Linked DNA regions of Homo sapiens: region 1 is linked to region 2. Evidence: chromatin loops called from intact Hi-C (ENCODE). Cell type or tissue: K562. All regions are shown on one strand. Region 1 overlaps LAMB4 (laminin subunit beta 4). Region 2 overlaps LAMB4 (laminin subunit beta 4).

Region 1 (5,000 bases), 60 kb before region 2:
GTGTATTTGAAGATTGATTAGAATTCTCATATAAATTTTCTCTAAGTTGTCCTTGTTTGAACCTAAATATTTACATAAGCAGATTCCAGGCATAAGAGTTGACTAATTTTAAGTTTTCTACAATTAAGTTGCCATTAAATTTGATACAGAAAAACCAAGATTTGGTAGACTCAACTACTTGATAATAAAAGTTTGCTAGAATTATGTGACACCAAGACATTCAATTAGACTTCTAAAGGTCATGACATAAGGCTATTTCAAAGAACATTTACTATCCACCCTTCCCACATCTCTTTCCCAAAGGATACTTCTGTGCATAATTAAATTATTCTCTGGAACTCAATACTGATTCTTTGGAGTGTCTCCCAAAGAAATTGTAGCTTTTTCCTTTTGGCCACTATTAAGATGAATCCAGTTTGTTCCCTTCTTTCTAGAAGCAACTGGCTTTAATTAGAAGAAAATTGTGGCTTTTCCAAACTAAACAGAACTCAATGCTATTTTTTCATAGTAAGTCACCAGTCACAAAACAATAACAAGTAACAAATCATTGAAATTTGAAAGATTGTGTCAGAGAGCAAACACCAGTTGCTTCAATAATGCGAAACAACTGGTTTGACTGAATTGTTTCCACTAAACTCACTAACCTAAATGGTGGTTATATAGACATGGTTTTAGACTTGACAGTTTTGTTTTTAGTAATCCAAAGCAAGCATGTATAAATGTGAATGTGACTGTTCCTTAAAATCAGGATATTCATATTTTTATTTTTATTACACGCCTTAAAAGTGGAACCCCATGGAAACACAGAACCACAAAGGTACAAGAGACCTTGGTGGTCATCTAATGCCCAACAACACATTTGTCATCCATACCAAAGCCACAAGTGCTGTTTCAACATCTACCTGGACACCTCCGATGATGAGGGGTTCGCTGCAGTATTGGGCACCCCTAACTATTTGAGAGTTCTTCCTCAAACTCAATCAAGTGCTACCTTTTGTGACTTCTACTCTCTCCTGGTTCTACCCTCTGGAATTAACTCAAACTGTCAACATTCTTTTTCATATGACACACCATCCTTGAGTTGTTCAAATGTCTACAACAACAACAGGAAAAAGGTTGCTACCATTGTGGCTCCTTTGCTGCAAGTGACTGTTTATCCCATTTTCCAGAATCTCTTCCATCAAGCTCTTGACCTGTCAGCAGATTTCCCCCCAACAAAACCAAGGATATGAATACTTCTCACTATTCCCTCCCTTTCCTTCTTACAGGTGTTTCTTCCAGGAAAAATAAAATAGAATGTCACTTTTCCTTGTGACATATTTTTCTGTGATAGAGGAGAGACTTACTTTTTAAGCACGTTTCAGAGATTTTGACCTTATTTTCACCTTTAGAGTCTTTTTTAAAATCTATTTTTAGATGAAATTCACATAACATAAAATATTAACCATTTTTAAATGAACAACAGTTCACCAGCACAATGTTGTGCAGCCATCCCATCTACCTAATTCCAAAACGTTCTCATCATCCCCAGAAGAATCAGTCTATTCTTAACATAATCTAGTCTTAATTTTCATAACAGCAGTCTTCCTCTGGTCCTCTGACTTTCGAATCATTTAAAAGTCTTTTAAAAATATATGCATGGATTTATTCAACGTTTTCCAAGGCTAGAGATCTGGGAGACATTTCTGAATAGCTCTTGCCAGGTGGTCTAATTATTTAAACATTTAATTATTTAAACAAAGCAAGATAGTTATAGCATGAGTAAAATGCCGTGCTTATATTTCAGGCTTCCCACAATTTGCAATTAACTAAAACAATGAATGTCTGTGTCCCCAGCTTGTGAATGTGACCCCGATGGGACCATATCTGGTGGCATTTGTGTGAGCCACTCTGATCCTGCCTTAGGGTCTGTGGCCGGCCAGTGCCTTTGTAAAGAGAACGTGGAAGGAGCCAAATGCGACCAGTGCAAACCCAACCACTACGGACTAAGCGCCACCGACCCCCTGGGCTGCCAGCGTAAGTCCATAATCGGGGGTCGGGGGAGTGTCCATCAACCCCTATGTGGTTGGTTGGTTTGTCTGTTTTTGAGATGGAGTCTCGCTCTGTCGCCCAGGCTGGAGTACAGTGGCAAAATCTCGGCTCACTCCAACCTCCACCTCCCAGGTTCAAGCAATTCTCCTTCCTCAGCCTCCCGAGTAGCTGGGATTACAGGCGACCACCACCACGCCCAGATAATTTTTGTATTTTTAATATAGACGGGGTTTCACCATGTTGGCCAGGCTGGTTTCAAACTCCTGACCTCAAGTGATCCGCCCACCTCGGCCCCTATGCGTTTTAAAGCTTGGGGCTGTCTCTGTCTGCCCTAAAAATTGATGATCATGAATACCTAAGAATCCTGCCAACCTCTGGGTTTTAAAAAGTAACATAATGGTTCCCGTAAATCCTAAGCGGTTAGTGGAGAACTTTTCTCTGTGGTTTGCTGGGTTTATCATAAAGGACCAGCAGGGGGCATTCACATTTTCCCCACTGGAACAAACACGGGGAAATGGCAAGAAATTTAACGCCAAGTTGCAAAAGTTTTTTTGGTTTCCACTAGACCTCTACATACAAATCCATTAAATTACATTATGTGTTTCTGCAAGATTGATGTCATCTTAGGCAATTTTCAAGTGGTGGTTTGTTTATTTATTTATTTATTTATTTGTGAGACGGAGTCTCGCTCTGTCACCCAGGCTGGAGTGCAGTGGCTGGGACTACAGGCGCCTGCCACCACGCCCGGCTAATTTTTTGTATTTTTAGTAGAGACGGGGTTTCACCGTGTTAGCCAAGATGGTCTCTGTCTCCTGACCTCGTGATCCGCCCGTCTCGGCCTCCCAAAGTGCTGGGATTACAGGCGTGAGCCGCCATGCCCGGCCTCTTTTTATTTTTTAAATTATGTTTCCCCTTTCTTCTCACACCCCTTCTAATATTGGTCCATATGTTCTCTGATAAAAGAAAAAATAATTAAAGAGCTCAGGGAAGCGGGGGAGCGGAAATAGAAAAACACCTCAGCAGTTTTCTAAGGCCAAATGAGCAGACCCTTAGCTATAGGATCACAGAAATTTAGAGCTGCTCCGGGCCTCCGTAGAGCTACAGATTCCTCAGAAACCCTGGGTAAATAATTTCCATTTGGTCACAGCCTCCTGCTCCATATTTTTGCCCATATAAGGAACTGTGGATTATTTGCATGTTTAGAAAACATTGGTCTGAATCTTTCTGTAATAAAACGCTCTTCTTAAGTTTGATGGCAAAATTAAATGTCATGATAATGAATTATATAGTCAAACCAATTTCCCATCATACCTTTCAGCATTCCACATGTTTCTCTGACTCTCTGACTAAAATGATGTCCTCCAAGAACAGGCTGAACATTATTTTGGTGTGTGGGGGTGTATACCAGCTTTAAATTTTTTTTTTTTTTTTTTTTTTTTTTTTTTTTTGAGAGAGACAGAGTCTTGTTTTGTCATCAAGGCTGGCTTACAGTGGCACAATCATAGCTCACTGCAGCCTTAAACTCCTGGACTCAAGCAATTTTCTCACCTCAGCATTCAAGTAGCTAGAACTACAAGCATGTGCCACCACAGCCATCTAATTTTTTTTTTTTTTTTTTTTGAGAGACGGAGTCTCACTGTGTTTCCTAGGCTGGTCTTCAACTCCTGATCCCAAGCAACCCTTCCGCCTCACCTTCCCAAAGTGCTGGGATTCTAGACATAAGCCACTGTGCCCAGCCCATAACAGCTTTATTGAATATAATTTACATACCATACAATTCACCCTGTAAACAATTCAATAATTTTTAGTATATTGGAAGTTGTGTAATCATCACCACAATCATTTTCATCCCCCCACAAAAGAAACCCCTCTTCTGCATATATACCCAAAATAATTGAAAGCAGAGCTTTGAAGGGATATTTGTATTTCCATGTTCACAGCAACACTAGCCAAAAGGTGGAAGTAACCCAAGTATCCACTGATGGATGAGTGGGTAAACAAAATGTGGTATTTACATACAATGGAATCTTATTCTTCCTTAAAAAGGAAAAAAATTCTGACACATCCATCAACATGGATGATCCTTAAGAACATTATGCAAAGTAAAAGAAGGCAGTCACAAAAAGACAAAGACTATATAATTCCACTTATATGAGGTACCCAGAGTAGTCAAAATCAGACCGAAAGCAGCACGGTGGTTGCTAGGGATTAGAGGGGAGAAGGAGTGGGGAGTTATTATATAAAGGGCATAGAGTTTCAGTTTTGTAGGATGAAAAGCGTTCTGGAGTTTGTTTATGCAACGATGTTAATGTGCTTAACACAATTGAACTGCCTGCTTAAAATGGTTAAGATGGTACAATTAGTAATGTTTTCAAGTTTTATCCATATTGCAGATTACATCGGTCTTTATTTTTTATTGCTGAATAACATACTATTGTACAGAGGTGCCACTTTTATTTATCCATTCATTAGTCAATGGGACATTTGGGTTATTTCCATGAACGTTGGTATTTGCTGCAAGTGTATTCCTTGCTCTGGTAGCATGTCTTTTTAGCCTTTGCAACATATGCAGGGCTCAGAAATGTCTACGGGTAGAGGAGAAGAAGGAGGGGGGAATTAAGACAAAAAGTAACAAAGTACTAAAGGAGAGAAGAGAGAGTGGGATTCCAGATGCATCTGCCAGAGAAGGAGCGATCAGTAATAACCATGACTCCCAGAAACTCCTGCCTCTGAGTCACCAGCCTGGTCAGCATCACTTAGGGTTACTGTGCCAGTACTGCAGCATGTACAACTAGCTACACCTACTTGTCTCCTCCTCCTAATTGCCATCCAGTAAAACTACATGAGGCTCTGGAAGTGCCTGACACAGGATTTCCTCTGTGAGGTTATATGCAAAACAATAATCACGCAGCCAGGCACACAATAAACCTGGCAGGGCAGGCTTCTCTGTGTTCTTGCGGTTATGCTTC
Region 2 (5,000 bases):
CCATATGAACTTTAAAATATATTTTCTAGTTCTGTGAAGAATGTCATTGGTAGTTTGATAAGAATAACCTTGAATCTGCACATTGTTTTGGGCAGTATAGCCATTTTAATGATATTGATTCTTCCTATCTATGAGCATGGAATCTTTTTCCATTTGTTTGAGTCACCTCTGGATTCTTTGCGCAGTGTTTTGTAGTTCTCCCTGTAGAGATCTTTCACCTCCCTGGTTAGCTGTATTCTTAGGTATTTTATTCTTTTTGTGGCAATTGTGAATGAGATTGCCTTCCTGGCTTGGCTCTTGGCTTGACTGTTGCTGATGTATAGGAATGCTAGTGATTTTTGTACATTGATTTTGTATCCTGAGACCTTACTGAAGTCATCAGCTTAAGGAGCTTTTGGGCCAAGGCTACGGGGTTTTCTAGATATAAGATCATGCCATCTGCAAACAGGGATAGTTTGACTTCCTCTCTTCCTATTTGGATACGCTTTGTTCTTTCTTTTGCCTGATTGCTCTGGCCAGGACTTCCAATACTATGTTGAACAGGAGTGGTAAGAGAGGGCATCCTTGTCTTGTGCTGGTTTTCAAGGAGAATGCTTCAGCTTTTGCCCATTCAGTATGATGTACTAGAACTTTTTTAATTAAAAAGCTACTGTTTCTGGCCGGGCATGGAGGCTCACGCCTGTAATCCCAGCACTTTGGGAGGCCGAGGCAGGCGGATCACATGAGTTCAGGAGTGTGAGACCAGCCTGGCCAACGTGGCAAAACCCTGTCTCCACTAAAAATACAAAAATCAGCTGGATGTGGTGGTGCGTGCCTATGATCCCAGCTATTTGGGAGGCTGAGACAGGGGAATCACTTGAACCCAGGAGGCAGAGGTTGCAGTGAGCCGAGATCGCACCACTGCACTCCAGCCTGAGCGATACAGCGAGACACCATCTCAAAAAAAAAAAAAAAAGAAAGAAAGTACTGTTTCTTTAAAGAGCCAACTCCCTGATTCTATTTAAAATGTCATTTTACTTCCCTCACAAAAAAATTCTTGTCACATTGCTTCAAAAATATTACAGAAAGTAAAATATTTCATTTATATTAAGAAAAATAGCTAAAGCAAAATGACTACAAGCAGAATATATATTCATGTCATGTCACTCAAATGCTGAAAATCATTTTTGGCTCCCACTGTTCTCTGAACAGTGTAAGTTCCTTAGCCTCTGACACAGGGACTTGTGCCATCTGCTCCCAGCCCTTCTAAGCACACTACTCTCCTGCCAAGAGTGATCCATGCACTGTTTCTTGTACCACCCTGAGCTTTAGCTCCTGTAATTCTCTCAGTTTAGAATATCTCTTACCCCTCCCCACACCCCACAGTCTCCACAAGTTTAACCTGCTGTCCTCCCAGGTCTAGTTTCAATGCATCTGAAGTCCTTCCTGGAGTATTTTCTCCTTCCTCTGAACCCCATAGCATTTGCCTTATATTGATCACTTCTGTTCCTGTGTGATCAATATTTGTATATAATGACTTATAGGTCCTCACCTGACGGCAAGCCCCCTGAGGATAAGATCCTTGTCTAGTTCATCTCTAGCTTCCCTATGGGAATTGTAGGTGTTCACTAAGTAGCTGGAGAGTGACAAATGGCTTTGCTGTAACACAGGAGTATCCAATCTTTTGGCTTCCCTGGGCCACACTGGAAGAAGAATTGTCTTGAGCCACACATAAAATACACTAACACTAACGATGGCTGATGAGCTAAAAATAAAAATAAAATCACACACAAAAAATCTCACAATGTTTTAAGAAAGGTTACAAATTTGTGTTGGGCCACATTCAAAGCCGTCCTGGGCCACATGTGGCCCCTGGGCTGTGGGTCGAACAAGCTTGCTCTAACAGTTCATCTTACACTTTAGTTCTCAATAGGGGCCAAATTTACTTTTCTGGAAAGTAGAGCATGGATGTATTTGAAAGTTTCTTTGGGGGGCACAGTGGCTCATGCCTGTATCCCCGCACTTTGGGAGGGCAAGGTGGGTGGATCAGGAGGTCAGGAGATCGAGACCATCCTGGCCAACATGGTGAAACCCCATCTCTACTAAAAATACAAAAAAAATTAGCTGGGCATGGTGGTGCATACCTGTAATCCCAGCTACTCAGGAGGCTGAGGCAGGAGAATCGCTTGAACCAGGAAGTCAGAGGTTGCAGTAAGCCGAGATTGTGCCACCACTGCACTCCAGCCTGGTGACAGAGTGAGACTCTGTCTCAAAAAAAAAAAAGTTTCTTTATAACATGCTACTAACATGTTCCTTTACTCTGTATTGTCTCACTCCAATCCCAGAATAGGCCTCTGAGTTGTAGCATCAGGTATAGTTACCCAATTACATAGATGAGCAAAAATTGTGAGACTTTTTAATGTCATGGAGGACCAGAATCCAGTTTTGTTGACTTCAAACGCAGAGCTTCTCCAGTGTCTCATTCATTGTGCTTAAATCTTCATGACAGGTATCTAAACATGTTAATTGCTTTTGAGTATGTACTTATAATAAATCATTCTCAGGACATTTTGTAGAATACACACAATGTTCCAAGTCTTTAGTATTTTGTTTTTCCAACAAGCACTTGTTCAGCAAGTATTCAGCACTCAGTGAGCACTGTTTCTTCCAGAGAGAAGGGACAGCTGAGGATGAAGAAGAATCTATAGGAAGCTACAATCTAATCCCTGTATTCTAGGGGCACATAATCAAGTGCAAGTGCATTTGGCTGAGACATCATTGTGGTTATACTTTTAAGATACAGTGTTTGTTAAGGAGACATGATTACCTAAAACCCTGCTTCTTATTTAAGAGGAAAACGTGCCTCCAGAAGACATCGAGAAGGTTGCGAATGGTGTGCTTGACATTCACCTACCAATTCCATCCCAAAATCTAACCGATGAACTTGTCAAAATACAGAAACATATGCAACTCTGTGAGGATTACAGGACAGATGAAAACAGGTTAAATGAAGAAGCAGATGGAGCCCAAAAGCTTTTGGTGAAGGCCAAAGCAGCTGAGTAAGTACTGTATTAATATTCTTATCTTGCTCTAACAGACCATCTGCTGAAAGGACATCAGGAAAATGTTTGCCTAGGGATCTATAGCATTCAAATGAAATTACCTTCTGATAGTTCAGTGCCCAAGTTGAGGGCTGAGCTCTCTTTGGAGATTCCCCGGGAAGCTGAGTGACTCGGTGACAGGGTTCAGGGTTGTTTTCTTCCTGTTTTCTTAGACTCAAAATGCCTTTCCAGTGGCCTGATACCTTTTTATACCAATGCATACCAATAAATGTGCAATACTCATTATATGCCAATACTTTAACAGGTGGTTGGAATATTGGTATAGTTTTTCCCTTATTTATCTATGTTTGGTATTTTCTAAGTTTACTACACTAAGCAGTACTTTGAAATCAAAATTATTTTTTAAAGTCTGTCTGATATTTCACTTCCTCAGTATATTCTCAGTAAAAAGATATTAGGATGGTGCAAAAGGAATTGCGGTTTTTGCCATTGAAAATAATGGCAAAAACCGCAATTCCTTTTGCACCAACCCAATATAATGATGAGGAACAGAACGGACACTAGAGCTCCAGGAGTACTGCAAGATGAAAATGATATCTATGGTATACAGAGTTAACTAACTCTTGCCTTTTGTCCTGTTGACTTAGCCAACCAAAAAAGAAAAGCCAGGTTGATGTTTTTATGAGCATGGGGTGCTGTGGGTCAGGGTTACAGGATCAGTTAGGTGGTAGTATCATCAACACCCACCATCACTGAGATCTGAGCCATTGTCACTGTCTCATCATCCACGTGTATAAACGAAGTGCACCAGATTCATCCAAAAGTCCAACCCCTTCTAGGTTTAATATTTAAAACGAGGAAGATTAACTGCACAGCAATTACTTAAAAGATTAAGTAGGCCGGGCACGGTGGCTCACGCCTGTAATCCCAGCACTTTAGGAGGCTGAGGCGGGCAGATCACCTGCGGTCAGGAATTCGAGACCAGCCTGACCAACAGGGAGAAACGCTGTCTTTCCTAAAAATACAAAATTTGCCGGGTGTAGTGGTGCATGCCTGTAATCCTAGCTACTTGGGAGGCTGAGGAGGAGAATCACTTGAACTGAGGAGGTGGAGGTTGCAGTGAGCCAAGATTGCGCCGTTGCACTCCAGCCTGGGCAACAAAATCGAAACTCCGTCTCAAAAAAAAAAAATCAAGTAATCACACAGCAATTAAAAGTGATACTGATGGGCTGGGGGAAGCGGCTCACGACTATAATCCCAGTGCTTTGGGAGGCCGAGGCAGGTGGATCACTTGAGGCTAGGAGTTAGAGACCAGCCTGGCCAACATGGTGAAAACCCGTCTCTACTAAAAATACAAAAATTAGCCGGTGTGGTGGCATGCACCTGTAATCCCAGCTACTCGGGAGGCTGAGACAGAGAACTGATTGAACTTGAACCTGGGAGGCAGAGGCTGCAGTGAGCTGAGACTGCACCACTGAACTCTAGCCTGGGCAACAAGAGCGAGACACCATCTAAAAAAAAAAAAAAAAGTTGATAAAAGATGTTTAATAACAGGCAGAGATTCTTATATTGCAATGGTAATGCTTTTTAAAAAGCAGGTAACATCCAAACTGAACAGGAAGTTGAAAATAAAAAGCAGGTAACAATCTATACATGAAAGAGGATCTTAATTATGAAAATAAAAAATTTTGCTACAATATCCTAACATTTTAAAAGATGGCAAGATTACTGGTATTTTTTCCCCTTCTTACGTTTTTTTTTCTTTTTTTTTTTTTTTTTTGGTACTCTCTAAATTTGCTATAATAAGCAGTACATTGAAAATCTTTTTTTTTTTTTTTCTTTTGAGACAGGGTCTCATTCTGTCATCCAGGCTGGAGTGCAGTGGCACGATCTCAGCTCACTGCAACCTCCGCCTCCCAGATTCAAGTGATTCTCATGCCTCAGCCTCCCAAGTAGCTG

Evidence for each region. Hi-C counts contacts between places; a loop is a spot of excess contacts. Peaks named below come from ENCODE experiments on the same cell type or tissue, not always from the same donor. Only the 100,000 strongest peaks of a DNase experiment are listed, where the experiment ranks them.
Region 1: a loop joins it to region 2, with 2.0 times the contacts of the local background. A loop is called at or near these places in 7 of 110 quality-filtered maps.

What each region holds. Positions count from the first base shown.
Region 1 is chr7:108,095,419-108,100,418 of GRCh38, reverse strand. LAMB4 (laminin subunit beta 4) reads left to right here. Exons shown (of 34, transcript NM_007356.3): 11 at 1,837-2,016. Among named protein-coding and RNA genes, the nearest start is that of LAMB4, 32 kb to the left of the region's middle. In K562, a CTCF peak has its summit at 2,499 (motif pointing right); a DNase peak (open chromatin) is centred at 2,498.
Region 2 is chr7:108,035,426-108,040,425 of GRCh38, reverse strand. LAMB4 (laminin subunit beta 4) reads left to right here. Exons shown (of 34, transcript NM_007356.3): 30 at 2,831-3,038. Among named protein-coding and RNA genes, the nearest start is that of LAMB1, 35 kb to the right of the region's middle. In K562, no CTCF peak of the experiment used is centred here; a DNase peak (open chromatin) is centred at 3,105.